Regions from separate parts of the Homo sapiens genome. Here region 1 is linked to region 2. The links are chromatin loops, found by intact Hi-C in ENCODE. Cell type or tissue: ovary. All regions are shown on one strand. Each heading gives the region's core, and the rest is flanking DNA. Links, peaks and the distances in the headings are about the cores only. Region 1 holds the start of NDUFB8 (NADH:ubiquinone oxidoreductase subunit B8). Region 2 overlaps PKD2L1 (polycystin 2 like 1, transient receptor potential cation channel).

What was found. Peaks named below come from ENCODE experiments on the same cell type or tissue, not always from the same donor. Only the 100,000 strongest peaks of a DNase experiment are listed, where the experiment ranks them.
Region 1: a loop joins it to region 2, with 2.9 times the contacts of the local background. A loop is called at or near these places in 8 of 110 quality-filtered maps.

The regions. Positions count from the first base shown.
Region 1 is chr10:100,523,942-100,535,271 of GRCh38, forward strand. NDUFB8 (NADH:ubiquinone oxidoreductase subunit B8) reads right to left here and starts at 5,930. Exons shown (of 5, transcript NM_005004.4): 1 at 5,826-5,930; 2 at 5,439-5,565; 3 at 3,034-3,133; 4 at 2,458-2,613. The coding sequence starts at 5,910. RefSeq lists enhancers at 4,625-4,794, 5,637-6,219, 6,353-6,402. In ovary, for the core only: no CTCF peak of the experiment used is centred there; DNase peaks (open chromatin) are centred at 5,575 and 5,950; H3K4me3 peaks cover 2,002 bases; H3K27ac peaks cover 1,858 bases.
Region 2 is chr10:100,300,336-100,308,335 of GRCh38, forward strand. The region is part of intron 2 of PKD2L1 (polycystin 2 like 1, transient receptor potential cation channel); the gene reads right to left. Among named protein-coding and RNA genes, the nearest start is that of BLOC1S2, 18 kb to the left of the region's middle. In ovary, for the core only: a CTCF peak has its summit at 3,573 (motif pointing right); no DNase peak of the experiment used is centred there.

The DNA.
Region 1 (11,330 bases), core at 1,423-9,422, 230 kb after region 2:
ACACAGGTCAGCAAGAACATACATTCAGTCAATACCTGGCTACACCCCACTCTGAGTTAACAATCACGCATGGTAAATGGGTACACAGTAGCCTCTGGTCAGACCCAGCTGGGCTAGGAAGGCAGGAACAGCACTCCTCTTCCTCACTCAGCCCAAGGCAGAGAGAAAGCCTAAATTGTAAGAGAAGTGGTGCCTACACTGTGAGAGAGAAGGAGAAAGGGGGAGGGAAGGGGGTTAGGGAAAGGAGGGGAAGGGAGGAAGACAGGGAGGGAGGTAAAGAAAGAGAGAAGAGTGTGTTAGAGTCAGAGGCAACACTTTCTAAATGAGACGATGCATCCATCCATCCCACTCTCTCTCGGGGTCGAGACAGACTCAATCTCCTTTAAGTCACTCAGCCTCTAATGGTTCCACCACTAAAGTGGCCCAGCAAATGAGGCGTGCAGCAGCAGTGGTGGGGGAAAGCACAGAGGAGACAAGGCTGGGACGTGCTTTAGGGGCTGCTGGCTTTACCAACAAACAGCTGTCAGAGAACACAGCTCAAGGGGAGGAGAAAAGGGTGATGTGCTTACAGAACTGAAAAATGGAAGAGCCACACTGTTCCTTGCTCTCCTGAAGTGAAGTTAGTGCTCACCCTAGCCCTACGTGCATTCTCCAGCATGGAGCCCCTGGGGCTTGGTAGGAAGGCTCGTGTCAGTGCACACAGACATACCAGCTACCTTCAGGACATTGATTGTCTCTGCAGAGGTAGCACTGGGCAGCCAACTGCAAACACAGCAGCCTCCCTGCTTTCAGCTTCTCTCCTTCCAGTACATCCTGGAGACTACTCCTGGATTAATCTTCCTAAGAACTCAGCATTCATTATGTCACTTTTCTGTTCGAAAACCCAAAATGGCTCCCTGCCACCTAGAGGCAGACCAAGTCATCACTGTATCCCCAACCGCTAGCACAGTCTGCATCTGGTACATAGTACAGGCTCCATAAATATTTGTTCAATTAATGCTTTATTACACCATCAAGTCCAAATCCCTTAGCAATGAAATAAAAGCTGCCCAACCTAACTGACCAACTTACCTCACAATATTTTTTAACACAGTGATTTCCAAATCTAGGTGCACATCAGAATTACCTGGGAGCTTGTTAAAAATACCGCTTCTGGAACCCTACTGTGATGCTACTGAATTAGGAGCACCAAGAAGTGGGGCCTGGGAATCTGGGTTTTTAGCAAGTCTCCAGGAAACCAATGCAGCCGGTTATTTAGGAACGATTCTATACCTCTATTCTACTCCAGCTAACTCACCCTCCTTTTCCTTCATTGTTTTCTTTTTTTTTTTTCGAGACAGAGTCTTGCTCTGTTGCCCAGGCTGGGGGGCAGTAGTGTGATTTCAGCTCACTGCAACCTCTGCCTCCCAAGTTCAAAGGATTCCTGTGCCCCAGCCTCCCAAGTAGCTGGGATTACAGGCACGCACCACCATGCCTGGCTAATTTTTTTGTATACTTTGTAGAGACGGGGTTTCACTATGTTGCCCAGGCTGGTCTTGAACTCCTGAGCTCAAGCAATCTGCCCACCTCAGCCTCCCAATGTGCCGGGATTACAGGCGCAAACCACCATACCTGGCCGCCTTCATTGTTTTCTCTTGCCCCAAATGTTTTCTCCAACTTCCCACCACCCAAAGCGTGTGTGTGTGTGTGTGTGTGTGTGTGTGTGTGTGTGTGTGTGTGTGTTAGCATCTAGGTAGCCCTTCTCCTTGACAGTAACTCATACCACTAAGCACATACGTGTGTGTGTGTGTGTGTGTGTGTGTGTGTGTGTGTGTGTGTGTGTGTTAGCATCTAGGTAGCCCTTCTCCTTGACAGTAACTCATACCACTAAGCACATACATTCACTATACACATATATACACATAGATTGTACAGAATTCCCATATATCTGTTCAAATGTTGCTCATGTAACTTATCTAAATTTTCTTAACTAAACTTCCTTAAAGCTAGAGAATTCATTTTCTATGTCCTTTACATTCTCCAAAATGTAAGTCTATGCCTGTAGTAGACTCTTAATTGCTTCCAATATACTACAGGACGTGCCCTTCACAAGTCCAACAAAGGATAAGATTTTCACTCAAGATTCCTTAACTCTACTGTGAAAGATCACTTAATGAAATATTGTTAATAAATATAATCCCCAAATGGCAACTCTGGTGACTAGCTGGTTTCCACACACTCATTGCTCATCTAGTCTTCAAGTGTATCTACTCACCCAGACTGGTCCAAGAAGTAGGGGTGGAGAAGTGCTGTGGTACTTGTGGCAGGCCAATGGGTCAAGGCCCTCCTATCTTCCTATCTCCTAAGACTCCAGGAAGCCAAGCTTGGTATTGACTGGATTCCTACCCCAGAGACTTCACTCCCTCAGGAAATGGGGCTAAGCAAGCGTGCCTAAGGGAGCACTTCTCGGATACTCACCACAGGCTGGTAGACAGGGTACACGTCCCCCACCCAGCACATGAATATCATGAAAGCCAGGAAACCGAAGAGCTGCATACACATGACATGCCAAGAAACAGGTGTGGGGGATGTATCCACACGGTTCCTGTTGTACATGTCTAGGTGCCAGTGCATCTGAGGCAGAAAGACAAATAGCTGTCACATACTACTCTTCCTGCAAAATGCAGGCAAGTCCCCAGTGATTAGAGCCTGATACAAGGCTAGACAGAAGCATTCTACTGCCCTGGGACAATATGCTGAGAACCAGGTCTGAGGCACACTGCCCTACAGGATTAGATGCTGGCCTCTGTCTAGGTTCTGCTGAATAGGGACAGCTCCATCATGGAAGTGCACAACTTTCACAGTACAGAGTTTCATGATTCCCAGACGTCCCATTCAGTGTGCCACATGCAATCTCAGATCTCACATCACTGGACCTTGCTTCCTTGAGCAGGAAAGCTTAGTGTTACTTGGTCAAAGAAGTGCCATCTGAGCTAAAGAATCGCCAAGAAGACAAAGAGAGAAGGAAGGTCAAATGAGATATGGTTCTCTTACCGGTTCACCCCAGTTCAACCTCAGGCCCGGCTGGTCCCAGCTATACCATGGATCTCTCTCATGCTGTGAGCGGTCAGGGAGCTTCGGGTAGTCGCCATACCTGAAAGACAGCAAGAACTTCTGGAAAGGGCTGTGAGCAGCCTCAGACAATTCAGAGTCTCCTCATCTTATAGATGAGAAACAAAGTGACAGAGATAACTGCCTCACCTAAGGACAAAGGAACTAAACCTCAAGGCAAGAGCTCAAGTTCTAGTCACTAAGCACAGAATTAACCATAGAAGTCCACACTGTATTTAAAAGTTCATGGCAAACTCTGAAATATTTTAATGTACATAAGCCTTCCCTGGGCCAGGTGTGGTGGCTCATGCCTATAATCCCAGCACTTTGAGAGGCTGAGGTGGGCAGATCACCTAAGGTCAGGAATTCAAGACCAGACTGGTCAACATGGTGAAACCCCACCTTTACTAAAAATACAAAAATTAGCTGGGTGTGGTGGCAGGTGCCTGTAATATCAGCTACTCAGGAGGCTGAGGCAGGAGAATCACTTGAACCCAAGAAGTGGAGGTTGCAGTGTGCCCAGATCGCACCATTGCACTCCAGCCTAGGCAACAAGAGTGAAACTGTCTGAAAAAAACAAAACAAAACAAAAAAACCCAGCTTCCCCAAACTTCTTTCAATAAAAAGAAAAAAAGTCACACAATCGTGTGATATTAGAGATGAAAGGGAATTTAGCAATCAATTACAGTCATGTGCCACATACCATTTCAGTCAATGACGGACAACATACACGAAGGGGGTCCCATAAGTTTATAATAAAGCTGCCCTATACATATGTACCATTTTTTATCTTTTTCTCTTTTTTGAGACGGAATCTTGCTCTTGTTGCCCAGACTGGAGGGCAATGGCACAATCTCAGCTTACTGCAACCTCCACCTCCCGGGTTCAAGCAATTCTCCCGCCTCAGCCTCCCAAGTAGCTGGGATTACAGGCACCTGCCATCACGCCCAGCTAATTTTTGTATTTTTAGCAGAGACAGGGTTTCGCCACGTTAGCCAGGCTGGTCTTGATCTCCTGACCTCGTGATCTGCCTGCCTTGGCCTCCCAAAGTGCTGGGATTACAGGCGTGAGCCACTGTGCCTGGCCCATTTTTTATCTTTTATAGCATACTTTTATGTACCTTTTCTATGTTTAGATACACAAATACCATTGTGTTACAATTTCCCACAGTATTAAGTATAGCAATATGCTGTACAGGTTTGTGGCCTCAGAGCAACAGGCCATACCATAAAGCCGAGGTGTGTAGCAGGCCATACCATCTAGGTTTCTGTAAGTACACTCCTAATGTTCATACAATGAGGAGATAACCTAACAACCCATTTCTCAGAATGTATCCCTGTTGTTAAGTGACATATGACTGTACTCTGATTCCCTCATTAGATAGAAAATGAAAAATTAAAGTTTAGAGTCTGAATCCAAAGTCACCCAGCTAATTGGAATAAAAACAAAAAGGGTACAGATTAGAAAAGCACTCTTCTCGTAATAACTGTGTTCTTGACCACCCAGTTGGCATTCATCTCTGCGTCTCAAACACCTCATGGGACCTCTTGCTAAGCTGGGTTTTCCCCAACAAATCCAGGTTCATCTGACACTGGCTTCGAACAAGGCTGCTCTTGTCCACAACATAAGAAAAAACAGGAAATGATGACAACTAGACATATGCTACAGAAAATGAGTGTATAACAAGAAGAATAGAAGTTGCTGAAACCAAGATTGAAAGAGTGACATTAGGACAGGAAATAAAGGCGATGATAATCACTTCAGATAATTAACCATTGGGATGTTATGTGGGTATGGATACGGAAGAGTGTGGAAGGGATAGGATAACATCAACTGGAGTACGTAAGGGGGCTGGCTGTTTAATCTGCTTAATAGTTGCTACGATTTCCACAGCACTAACAGAAAAACATTTTTTTTAAAGAGACATACACACAAATATAGAGTACTCCGTTTACAAATAAGATTCTCATGACAGGAGTCCAGCTCCAGCCTGGTCACATGCCTGGATGACAGCACCTGAGCGCAGCAGATGCTCAATCTAAATGAAACTCGACGCTCTGGATAGAGCCAAGGAAGGCTCCTGCTATTCGGGGGTCCTCGAGGGAGCCATTAAAACCTCGGCTTCCTCATTTGAGGAAACAGCCTGAGCCAAGGAGAAAATTGAAGTCCTCTCAGCTGCAGCTGCTCACCCACCCCCCTCCCACCTCCCTCCACAGAGAAAAGCACCCACTCCATTGACTCTGAGGGGTCACGAGAAGGTTCGGGAAAAAGGGTCACAGTCAAGCCACCCAACCCAGCCGGCCTTCTCCCATCACTACTTGGGTGCGAGCATACCCTCTCTGTCTCACCCCATGCCATCATCCGGGTAAGGTTCGTAGTCTTCCACACGCATATTATACTTCTTGGCGGCGGCGGCCCGTTCTTCTGGGGTCCTAGGATAGGGCCCCGGGAACATGTCCTTGGTCATGTGGGAGGCTAGAACGCAGAAGAGAACAGGTCAGAAGCGAGCCCGCTCTCCAGCCGCTCCGAAGGCTTCAAGTCGCAGGGGCTGCAGAGGTCCGAGCCCGGGACTTCGCAGGATCAGTGCGATCCTCCACCCCATTTTCTGGATATATCAACGCCACCTCCACTCCCTACCCGGAGGCTGCCGCCGCGGCATCTACGATCCCCCCTCCCGATACACCAAATTTCAGGTACCCCCTTCCCACACTGAGGTCTCGCCCGTTCTCGCGGACCTGTCCGTGCGCCCAGCGGCATCACGTTCCGGGATGCCCTTTGCAGCCACTGGACTCCCAAGACCCCGGCCCTGGCCACCGCCATCTTCACCTTCTTCACGTTTCCCTTCTGCACATGCGCAAAGGCCTGTCACGGCGGCTGAGCCGGGCCAAACGTGACGGAGGAAGCCGGGAGTGAAGAAAAGCCGAAGGGTTCAACAGGGGCGGGGTTTAAATACGCAGTTGGGAAGCCAAGGGTTGGATAGAGGCTGGGAAGGATAAGCGGGAAGAAGGGAAAACCAGGCAGGTCTCTGACATTTCAGAATGTTGTGTCCTTTTTCTCCCTGAGCTGACTTAGACCCATCCAGGGATGATGGGAACTCGGAACCTGAGCAACTCAGGTAGACAGCTTAACCACCTCCCCCAGGAGCTGTACTAGTGAAATGAGCCTGTCTTACTCTCTTCTCTGGCTGCTTGCTTTCCTCTCCTTCACGGGCACTTCCTTCCATCCCCAAACATGATCATTCTTCAAATTCACCTGTTGGTCTTGCTTGTTGTTCTGTTCTCCAAATGGGTTGATCTTCACTTAGACGCCAGTGCAACACACAATTCGGCCCTGAATTGGCTCCTTAGTTTCAGTCCGTGTTTCCATCTGCATGTCTCAGTCACCTCAACCCAACAAATGTAAAATTAAACTTATCACCAGAGGCAGCTCTCCAGAGACAGCTTAAAGCCTCAGAGTTGGTAGGACTTGGATAAAACAAATTACAAACCGGCCCATAATGAACAAACTAACTCAACAGAAGAATTGGAGACATTATTATGTTTGCATATGAATGTTTTCACTTGGGATTTGAATAACTTACACATTATAAATATGCACGTATTTCCAGTGACTTTTCAGGTGACCACTGTTTTGGAGCAGAACCTATTATTATAAACATTCTCAAGTATATATCAGAGCAATAAAAATGCATATAAGCTGGGAGCTGTGGCTCACACCTGTAATCCCAACACTTTGGGAGGCCTAGGTTGGAGAATGGCTGGAGACCAGGAGTTTGAGACCAGCCTGGGTGACATAGTGAGACTTCGTCTCTTTTTTTTTAAGTTATAAAAAGTAAACAAATATGGATATATACTATTTAATATATAAATTTTGGGAAGGACTACACAGCAACTTGCTGTCTTGTAAATGACATCACTAGTTGATGTTCAGAATAATTGCACAACATCTGCATTCAACCAATAGCAAACCCTGATCCAATTTAGGTCAAGAAACAGAGTTGATCTAATTTATTTATTTTTATTAAGATATTATTCACATACCATAAATTCACCCTTTTAGGCCGGGTGCGGTGGCTCACGCCTGTAATCCCAGCACTTTGGGAGGCTGAGGTGGGAAGATTACTTGAGGTTAGGAGTTCAAGACCAGCCTGGCCAACACAGCAAAAACCCATCTCTACTAAAAATACAAAAATAGCTGGGCATGGTGGTGTACACTTGTAATCCCAGCTACTCAGGAGGCTGAGGCAAGAGAATCACTTGAACACAGGAGATGGAGGTTGCAATGAGCCGAGATCACGCCACTGCACTCCAGCCTGGGTGACAGGGTGAGACTGTCTCAAAAACAAAAAACAAACAAACAAAAACAAAAACAAAAAAACCTTTTAAAGTGTACAGTAGTTATTTTTAGTACATTTACAAAGTTGTGCAATCATCATCACTATCTAAAACATTTTTATTGCTTCCGAAAAAACCCATACACATTAGCACGTTGCCCCTACCTCTACCCACTGGCAACCACTAATTTACTTTCTGTTTCTATGGATTTGCCTATTCAGACAGTTTATATAAATGGATCATGCAATATGTGGCCTTTTGTGTCCATTTTCTTTCACTTAGAATAATGTTTTCAAAGTTTGTCTGTGTTGTAGCACATATCAGTACTTCATTCCTTTTTGGGCTGTATAATATTCCATTATATGAATGTACAGTACAATATTTTATTTATACATTTATCAGTTAATGGACATTTGAGTTGTTTCTGCTTGTTTGGCTATTGTGAATAATGCTGCTGTGAACATTCTTGTATAAGTTTTTGTCTGGATGTATGCTTTCTATTCTTTTGGTTATATGCCTAGGAGTAGAATTGCTGGGTCATAGGGTAACTCTGTGGTTTAACTTTTGAAGAACTGCCAAATTGTTTTTCAAAGCAGCTGTGACATGTTACATCCCCATTAGCAGTGTGTGAGAGGGTTTCAGTTTCTCCACATCTTTATCAACACTTGTTATTGTCTCTTTTTAGTATCACCATGCAAGTGCCTGTGAATGGTACTTCATTGCAGTTTTCATTTGCAGTACCCTGATGACTAATAATGCTGAGCATCTTTCCATGTGCTTATTGGCCATGGTATACCTTCTTTGGAGGAATATCTGTTCAAACCCTTTGTTCATTTTTAAATTGGTTTGTCTTTTTATTGTTGAGTTGTAAGGATTCTTTATGTATTCTAGATACAATTCCCTGATCAGATACACAATTCATAAATATTTTCTCTGACTCTGTAGGTTTTTTTGCTTTTTTACAGTATCATTTGGAACCCTGTGTTTATCAGGAAGGGGTGTTGGGGTTTGTCAAAAGCTTTTTCTGTGTCTATTGAGATGATCATGTAGGGTTTTTTCTTTTACTAATATAGTGTATTATGTTGATTATAAATATTAATCAATAAAATATTGATTACTACATGGTGTGTTATATTGATCATTCTGAGATGTTGAACTGACCTTGCATTCCTGGAATAAATCCCACTTGGTCATAGTATATAATTCTTTTATATGGTGTTACACTGAGTTTGCTAGTATTCTGTTAGGATTTTTGCATCTATATTCATAAGAAATATTGGTCTATAGTTTTCTTTCTTTCTTTTTTTTTTTTTTTGAGACGGAGTATCGCTCTGTTGCCCAGGTTGGAGTGCAGTGGTGCAATCTCGGCTCACTGCAAGCTCCGCCTCCCAGGTTCACGCCATTCTCCTGCCTCAGCCTCCTGAGTAGCTGGGACTACAGGTACCCGCCACCATGCCCGGCTAATTTTTTTGTATTTTTAGTAGCGACAGGGTTTTACCGTTTTAGCCAGGATGGTCTCGGTCTCCTGACCTCGTGATTCACCCGCCGTGGCCTCCCAAAGTGCTGGGATTCCAGACATGAGCCACTGCACCCAGACCAGTGTTAATTTTTTAAAAAATGTTTGGTAGGATTCATCAGTAAATCTATCTGGTCTTGAGCTTTTCTTTTTCTTTTTCTTTTTTTTTTTTCCTGAGATGGAATCTTGCTCTGTTGCCCAGGCTGGAGTCAGTGGCACGATCTCAGCTCACTGCAACCTCCGCCTCCGGGATTCAAGCGATTCTCCTGCCTCAGCCTCCCAAGTAGCTGGGACTACAGGCGTGCACCACCATGCCTGGCTAATTTTTGTATTTTTGATAGCGATGGGGGTTTTACCATGTTGGCCAGGCTAGTCTCGAACTCCTGACCTCAGGTGGTCCCCCCGACCTCGGCCTCCCAAAGTTCTGAGATTACAGGCATGAGCCACTGTGCCCAGCCTTTTCTTTTCTTTTGAGACAAGGCCTAGCTCTGTCTCAAAAGGCTGGAGTGCAGTGGTGCAATCTCAGTTGACTGCAACCTCCACATTCCGGGCTCAAGTGATCCTCCCACTTCAGCTTCCCGAATAGCTGGAACTACAGGCGTGCCACCATGCCTGCTAATTTTTTTTTTTTTTTTTTTTTGGCTGGGGGGATTTGGTAGAGATGGGGTTTCTCCATGTTGCCCAGTCTGGTCGCGACCTTCTGGGCTCAAGTGATTCGCTTGCCTCTGCCTCCCAAAGTGTAGGGATTACAGATGTAAGCCACCATGCCCAGTTTCTGGGCTTTTCTTTATGGGATGTTTTTGATTCCTAATTCAATCTCTTGTTACAGGTCTATTCAGATTTTCCATTTCTTCTTGAATCAGCTATTATAGCTTGTGCCTTTCTAGGAATCTGTCCATTTCATCTAGGTTCTGTAATTTTTTGACATACAATTGTTTACAGTATGTCCTTATATGCTTTTTTTGGGGGGTAAAGTCAGCAGTAATATCCCTGTTTCATTACTGATTTTAGTTCTTTTAATCTTCTTGATCTTAATTAATTTATTTATTTTTAGTAAGACAGGATCTTGCTCTGTCATCCAGGCTGGAGTGCAGTGGCATGATCATGGCTCATTGCAGCCTGCACCTCCCAGGCTCAAACAATCCTCCTACCTCAGCCTCCCTAGTAGCTGGGACTACAGGCATGCATCAACGCACCGAGCTAATTTTTAAAATTTTTTGTAGAGATGAGGTCTTGCTATGTTGCCCAGGCTGATCTGGAACACCCAGGCTCAAGTAATCCTCCTGCCTCAGCCTTGAAAAGTCCTGGGATTACAGGCATGTGCCACCATGCCTGGCCTAATTTATTTTTAATTCCCAAGGTTATGAATTAATACATTCTTGTAAAAATTCAAACATTCAGCCTGAGCAACATGGCAAAACCCTTTCTCTACAGAAGGAAAAAAAATTAGTCCGGCATGGTGGTGTGTGCCTTTAGTCCCAGCTACTTGGGAGGCTATGGTAGGAGGATTGCTTGAGCTGGGGAGGTGGAGGTTGCAGTGAACCAAGATTGCATCACTGCACTCCAGCCTGGGTGACAGAGTGAGACCCTAGCTCAAAAAAAAAAAAAAAATTCAAACACTGCAGATAAAATGAAAGCCTTGATTGCCCCCTGCAGCCTCAAACACTTCCACAGAGGTAGCCCTATTATCGGTTTGGTGTAGCATGGTTACTATGTAGCATAATTACATAGTTAAGCCAGTGCATTCATTTCTATTACTGCATAACAAATTACTGTAAATTTAGCAGCCCAAAACACCAATTTATTTTCTCACATATTCCATGAGTCCAGGTACTGGTTGGCTGAGTCCTCAGCTCAGGGTCTTATCAGGCTGAAATCAAGGTGTTGGCTGGGTTAGCGATCTCATCTGAGGCTCCGTGTGTGTCCTTTCCCAAGTTCAGTGGTTGTTGCCAGAATTCAGTTACTTGCATTTGTAGGATTAAGGTGCCCACTTTCTTGTTGGCTGTCACCCAGGAGCCTTTCTCAGCTCCTAGAGTCCACCTGCCATTTCCTGCCATATGGCAGTTTGCTCCTTCAAGGTGAACAGGACAGCTGTGCTGTGGCTTCAAATCTCTTAGATTCTGTCTCTGACCTCTAGCCCTGATTTAAAGGGCTAGAGTGATAAGATGAAGCCCACCAGGATAAATCACCTCTTTTTGACTGCCTTAAAGTTAATTGATTAGGGACTTTAATTACATCCTTGTCATATAAGCTAACCTAATTACAGGAGTGATGCTCTATCATATTCACAGTCGTGTTTTCTTTTAAGGGGAGAAATGTATACAGGATGTGTACACCGTAGGGTACAAATCTTGGGATACATCTTAGAATTGGGCCTCTCACAGCCAGCC
Region 2 (8,000 bases), core at 1-8,000:
AGACCTAGGAGCAATCACCCTGTGATTCTCCCTGTGCACACATTGTGTGCAAGTTAAATTAAAAAAAAAAGACCTGGACTTTACCCTGAAGAACTTGATCTCCCTCATGCACCCTAACACATCCATCCAGTCCCATGTGCCAGTAGGGCTGTAGGGAGCACTAAGTTTTGTTTACAAAGCAGGATTCTAAAAGTATAAGTCATTTATTTAACAGATTGTCCTTCAATTTAAGTTAGTCTAATGTTTTCTTATTTTTAAATTCGGTTATGCATTTTTGGGAGGGATATCATAGAAGTGATACTGTGTCTTTCTCAGTGCATGATATCAGGAACTACACATTGCCTGTTCATCTCATTACTAGTGAGATTAACTTTGATCTTTTGTTAAGGTGGTGTCTGCCAGTTTCTTCAACGTAAAATTACTGTTTTTCTTTTTGTAATTAATACGTGTTTTTGTGGGGAGACCCCTTTCAAACTGTGTATTTTTTGCCTGATTATTACTAACATTGTCAAATGGTGATTTTTTTTTTCACTGTTGTTGCCCAGGATGGAGTGCAATGGCACGATCTTGGCTCACCAAAAACTCCGCTATCGGGGGAACCTGCCCCCGATAATTCAACGTAGGTTCTTTTCTATTTCCCTAAGTGTCTGCTGGTCTGAGAAATAAAGGGAAAGAGTACAAAAGAGAGAAATTTTAAAGTTGGGTGTCCGGCGGAGACGTCACATGTCGGCAGGTTCCATGATGCCCCCTGAGCCGTAAAACCAGCAAGTTTTTATTAGCAATTTTCAAAGGGGAGGGAGTGTACGAATAGGGTGTGGGTCACAGAGATCACATGCTTCAAGGGTGACAAAAGATCACAAGGCAGAAGGTCAAGGCGAGATCACAAGGTCAGGGCGAAACTAGAATCACTAATGAACTTCCATGTCCTGCTGTGCATGCATTGTCATTGATAAACATCTTAACAGGGTTCAAGAGCAGAGAACCAGTCTGACTAGAATTTGCCAGCCTGGAATTTCCTAATCCTAGGAAGCCTGGGGGCACTGCAGGTGGCCAGGGCGTGTTTCATCTGTTATCTGCAGCTGCATAAGGCAGACACCCCCAGAGCAGCCATTTTAGAGGCCCCCCCCCCGGGAATGCATTCTTTTCCCAGGGCTGTTAATTATTAATATTCCTTACTGGGGAAAGAATTCAGTGATATTTATCTTACCCGTTTTCAGTAATAAGAGAAATATGGGTCTGTCCTGCCCGGCCCACAGGCAGCCAGACTTTAAGGTTATCTCCCTTGTTCCCTGAAAATCATTCTTATCCTGTTCTCAAGGTGCCTAGATTTCATATTGTTCAAACACACATGCTTTATGAACAATTTGTGCAGTTAACGCAATCATCACAGGGTCCTGAGGCAACATACATCCTCAGTTTACAAAGATGACGGGATTAAGAGATTAAAGTAAAGACAGGCATAGGAAATTATAAGGGTATTGATTGGGGAAGTGATAAATGTCCATGAAATCTTCACAATTTATGTTCTTCTGTCACGGCTTCAGCAGGTCCCTCCATTCGGGGTCCCTGACTTCCCGCAACACTCCGCCTCCTGGATTCAAGTGATTCTCCTGCCTCAGCCTCCCAAGTAGCTGGGATTACAGGCATATGCCACCACACTCAGCAAATTTTGTATTTTTAGTAGAGATGGCGTTTCTCCATGTTGGTCAGGCTGGTCTTCAACTCCTGACCTCATGTGATCCGCCCACTTTGGCCTCCCAAAGTGCTGGGATTATAGGCATGAGCCACTGCACCGGCCTCAAATGGTGATTTTTTAAAATTCCACAATTCCTTCTCCATTTATTAGTTGACATTCTCTTCAGAAGAGCTTTCCCTTATTCCTAATTCATGTATTCATGCATACACACACACACACACGCATACACACACACACACACACACACACATATCAATTAGAACCTATGGATTCTTGGCAGCTTTTCTTCCCTATGGGTTATAATTTATTATTTATTTTGTTGCTCAGGTTTTTTTGGCCAGGAAATAAAAGGCAAAGAAAAACTAAAGAATTGTTCCAGGTTTGGCCAGGTGCAGTAACTCACACCTGTAATCCTAGCACTGTGGGTGGTGGAGGTGGGCGGATCACTTGAGCTCAGGAGTTCGAGACTAGCCTGGGCAATATAGCCAAACCTCATCTCTACAAAAAAAAAAAATTACAAAAATTACCCGGGCATGGTGTTGCATGCCTGTAATCCCAGCTGCTTGGGAGGCTGAGGCAGGAGGATCACTTAAGCCCAGGAGGCAGAGGTTGCAATGAGCCAAGATCATACCACTGGGTGACAAAGTGAGACTCTGTCCCCCAAAAAAAAAAAAAATTGTTCCAGGTTAAATGAGACTAAAGAAATTTGACTTGATATAAATGTTCTGAAGCAAAAAAAGAAAAAAATTGAAAGCTAATCCTGGACCATAATTTTTTTCCTTTTGCTATAAAGGCTGTCAGTGGTATAATTGGTGAAATTGTAATATGGTCTGTTCATTAGATGATAGTACTGGATTGCTGATAAATTTCTGACTTTGATAAGAGAATATCCTTGTTTTTTAGAAAATACGTATTGAAGTATTTAGGAACAAAAGGGCATTATGTCTATAATTTACTCTCAAACTTGTGTGTGCGTGTGTGTTTGTGTGTGTGCACACGCACATGTGTGTGGAGGATGGGGAAAGAGAGAATGAGAAAGGAGAAGCAAGCATGGTAACATGTTCATATATGGGAAAACTGAGTGAAATATATGCAGTGTATCAAGAATTCTTTGTCTTTTTCTTGCAAATTTTCTTTAAGTCCATAATTACATCAAACTGTTTTTTTGTTTTTTTTTTTGAGACGGAGTTTCACTCTTGTTGTCCAGGCTGCAGTGCAATGGCACGATCTCGGCTCACTGCAACCTCCACCTCCTGGGTTCAAGCAATTCTCCTGCCTCAGCCTCCCGAGTAGCTGGGATTACAGGCATGCAGCACGACGCCCGGCTAATTTTATATTTTTAGTAGAGACGGGGTTTCTCCATATTGGTCTCGAACCCCCAACCTCAGGTGATCCGCCCGCCTCGGCCTCCCAAAGTGCTGGGATTACAGGCATGAGCCACCGCGCCCGGCCCACATCAAACATTTTAAAAGTAGAATTTGTCAGCCTCTTATGAGCAATTCCCTTTAAGAATTTTCATTTTCAGATCTTGGGCCATATCTTCTCCCACTTCCTCATCTGGAAGGCGAATGATCACGGATTGGGCACTAACATTATACTTTTTCAGGGGGAAAAAATGGCAAAGAAGGAAACATTATTATTCACATTTCCCCATTCCACACTGTTAAGTCCAAGATATGGCTTTACTTCTAACTCAAATCTGTGATTACTTGTCATTAGTTATTTGGACTCAATTTTTCTGGATGTGAAAATGGGGTCCCGCTGGAAATCAAACTTCTGTGTGCGGAAAGCCCATCACAGTTACAACTGATAGCAAGCTGAACCTTTCCTAATGAAGCAGGTTGGCTAAATTGTCACATCTTCTGAGTAGCCACTAGGTGGTACTCATTGCTACAGCTTTTCCTCTTTTCCAATTCGGAGAATTAACATTGCTCGGAGAAATAACATTGCCCGTCAACTATTTATGGATGCATAATATCTCTGATTATTATACAAGGCAGTAAATATTACACGTCTTCTGAGAAAAATGGCTTGACCTGGTAAAATGCCTATTGACAGGCAGAAATTCAGTATTCGCTATTTGTAACTTTTTAAATTGAAGTGCATAGGTACAGAAAAGAGCAAGAAGCAACCTTAAAAATTTTCTAAATTAGAATCTAAATTTGGTTTAGTACCTATTCAACACTCTCTCCCCATACAAACACTCTTTCTCCCTCATTAATTCTTACATCTGTGAATTTTGTACTCCATCCCATGAGATGAGGGGTACTTTCCCACCATTTTATGAAACCCAAACCGAGTATTTCTAATACCTCCGATGTTCATAGTTAGTAGCCCATATTATCAGCCTATCAACCTGAATTATTCTAAAAACACATTTTATATTCATTAAACAAACATTATTCAAATTCTACAATGTATAAAATACCTTGCTAGGTGTCACGGTTTCTTTTATCTTTATCTTTTCTTTTCCTTTTTTTGAGACAGGGTCTTGCTGTGTTGCCCAGGCTGGAGTGGGGTGGCACTATCATAGCTCACTGCAGCCTCAAACCTCCTGGGGTCAAGTGATCCTCCCATCTCAGCCTCCTGAGTAGCTGGGACCACAAGTGCATGCCACCCCTTTTTAAATTTTGTGTAGAGACAAGGTCTCACTATGTTGCCCAGGCTGGTCCTGAACTCCTGAACTCAAGCTGACCTCCGCTGTTAGCCTCCCAAAGTGTTGGAATCATAGGCGTGAGCCACCATGACCAGCAGTGTCATGGTTTCTATCCTTAAAAAGTTCTATTGAGGAAGACGTGTCCCAGAATGAACTTGATGTAGCAGAATGAGCATGAGCACTGCAGCCAGACAGATCTAGGTTCAAATCCCAGCTCTGCCACTTACAGTATAGACTTGGGCTCTGAGTCTCAGCTTTCTCATCTGTAAAACTGGGAATATAATACCTTTTAGGCAACTCAATAAGTAGTTGAGTAGCTTCCCAATAAGTGTTTGTTGGTTGAACCAACAGTGGAAAAATGAAAAATAACTATAATACTATAATAAAGGGTAGAAATGAAATAAGTGAATCATTTTCTCTTCTTGTCTTTTTTTTTTTTTTTGAGATGGAGTCTCGCACTGTCACCCAGGCTGGAGTGCAGTGGCGTGATCTCAGCTCACTGCAACCTCTGCCTCCCGGGTTCAAGCTATTCTCCTGCCTCAGGCTCCTGAGTAGCTGGGATTACGGGCGCCCGGCACCATACCTGGCTAATTTTTTGTATTTTCAGTAGAGACAGGGGTTTCACCATGTTGACCAGGCTGGTCTCGAACTCCTGACCTCAAATTATCCACTTGCCTTGGCCTCCCAAAGTGCTGGGATTACAGGCTTGCACCACCACACCCGGCCAAGTGAATCAATTTCAAACTGAGTAAAGCATCATTAATCCATGTTTGACCCATCACAGCAATGTCATCAAAATAGTCAAGGACAACTTATATTTAGTAAATGTTGGAAAGAGGCTGGAATATTCCTTAGTCCAAAGAGAACAATACATTCATTCAAGTCTTGGGTAAGAGAAATAAAGCCAGTCCTTGATTGACCTAGCAAGCAAGCACAGTTTACCAGGAACCCCTCCCTACACAGCGTGAAGGTAGAAATGGTGCTGGCAGAACTCAGTCTCTCTAATAAGTCATCCGTCGAGAGCATCAGATGGGCATCAGGCATGGAGGCTGCAGGAATCTGAATCTAAAAGCAGGGCAGAGGAAGCCCAGGGTTGTACATGGGGTGATGATTTGGCTCATGTGTCTTTCTCCCCTTTTCTTAACCCACCGATGATAAGCAAACTTTAGCATGCATCAGAATCACCTGGAAGGCTTTTTAAAACACAAATTGCTGGCCAAGTACAGGGCTCACTCGTATAATCCCAGCACTTTGAGAGGCTGATGCAGGTGGATCACTTGAGTCCAGGAGTTCGATATCAGCCTGGGCAACGTGGCAAGATCCTGTTTCTACAAAAAAAATACATAAATTAGCCGGGCATGGTGGTGTGCACCTGGGGTCCCAGCTACTCGGTGAGAGATGAGAGGTCAAGGCTGCAGTGAGCCAAGATCATCTCAAAAAACAAAAACAAAAACAAACCAACCCCTAAAAAACATGGATTGCTATAGGTTTAGGTGGGGCTCAACAATTTGCATTTCTAATAAGTTCCAAAGTGATACTCGTGGTCATGGGACCACACTTTGAGAACTGCTGCCTTGACCTGTTGCAATCAGACAAGCAATCAGTCCTACTTGTCTTCAATAGAAATGTCAAGAAGGCAGTGGGTTTCCCAGTATCTATTTTGGTGATTCCAAAATAGAGAGTAGAAAGAGAAAAAAGCTTCCAGAGGGCTCTCAGAACTTCCCAGGGATCTCAAGATGACTTACAAACTACACAGAACACTTAGGACACCTGCTTCCCACTCCAGGGGAAAATCACTGAGTTCACTGTCCATGTGAACCACTGGTAGTTATGTAAGGGGATCACATCCCTCGGGTGCATTATTGCAGAAGAAAACTGAAAACAACTTAATGGGTCGGGCGCAATGGCTCACACCTGTAATCCCAGCACTTTGAGAGGCCAAAGCGAGTGGACTACTTGAGACAGGAGTTTGACACCAGCCCGGGCAACATGGCGAAACTCTTTCTCTGCTGAAAATACAAAAATTGGGTGTGTTGGCACACACCTGTAGTCCCAGCTACTCGGGGGACTGAGGCAGGAAGATCACCCGAGCCTTAGGAGATCAAGGCTGCAGTGAGTCATGATCGTGCCACTGCCCTCCAGCCTGGGCGAGAGAGTGAGACCCTGTCAAAAAAAAAAAAAAAAAAGAAAGAGAGAGAAAGAAAGAAAGAAAAAACAAAAACAAAAAACTTGATGATCTTTCCTGGTGTTTCCCTCCCCCTACATCCCCACTAGTTTCTATTCTCTTCAGGTAATAAGTATCGTAGTTTGACTCTACAGTCAAGAACCAGCCTGTTTAACTGGAACGCCTGGTTCAAAGATTTCCGAATCTGACAGAGGCTCAACATATCCATTTCATCATCACCCTTCTCCAAATCAGGAGAAAGAAAGGACAAGACTAGACACCTATTGCCTCAAAACACCTATTACGTGTCCTGTGTTAAGTGCTTGACATGCTTATTTCATTTAATCCTACTACAGCCTTATGCGGTGGGTGCCAATATTATCCATGCTTTCCAGTTTTGGAGAGTTTAAGTAAGTTGCCCAAGGAAAACAACTAATGGAGCCAGGATTAAAATGCAAATCTGTCTGCCTCCATAGTAGACCGATTGTGTATCACTCCCAGAATTATCCCAAGAGATACATGTTACAGAGGGTGGCCAAGTCCAGTGGGTCATCCCAACACTTTAGGAGGCCAAGGCTTGAGGATCACTTGAGCCCGGGAATTCATAGAGCAGCATGGGCAAAACTGGGAGACCTTGTCTCTACAAAATATTTTTAAAATTAGCCAGGCTTGGTGGTGGGCACCTGTGATCCCAGCTACTTGGGAGGCTAAGGTGGGAGGATCGCTTGAGCCCTGGAGGTTGAGGTTGCAGTAAGCAGTGATCGTGACATTGCATTCCAGCCTGGGCAACAGAGTGAGACACTGCCTCAAAAAATAAAAATAAAAAGTTATAGGGGAGAAACTTTAGCTACATAAAAGGCAGTCCTTCTTCACCACTAGTACTTTCAATTATGAAATGGGCCACTTCACAAACATCCTTTTCACCACTGGGCGTGTCAGCAAAGGATTGTCAGCTGAAGATCATCTGAGGCTCACATGGAGGGGGTTCTAGGGCTGGCCTTCCCAGCTCCTTTCTGTAAGATACAGTAAAAGAGTGGAATTGCCCTTTGTATTTCATAAGGTGACACTAGACCAGAGTGGGGAATGAGTCAGGATTTGACTCAGTATGTCAAATGCCAGTACGTCACTACCATTTTAAGGCAGAAATGGGCTCATTCCAGGAAATCTTTGGAGACTGGATGATAACTACATGAGAATGTGCGAAGGGGTTTCAGAGACTAGGTGATGGTTTCATGTCAAATGTAGAGAGTATCTGATTTTTTTTTTCTTGGACAGAAATTAAATTCTTCTGTACACACTATATCATGCTTCTTAATCTTGTTCTCAGATCAAATTCACAATTGCTCAATAATAACAACAACCACCATTATTGATACATTATTCACCAGGCTTTATATACATTTTCTCCCAGGATCCTGAAAAATACCAATAAAATAGGAATTACCATCTCCATTTTATACAGATAACTCAGATTTAGAATGTTG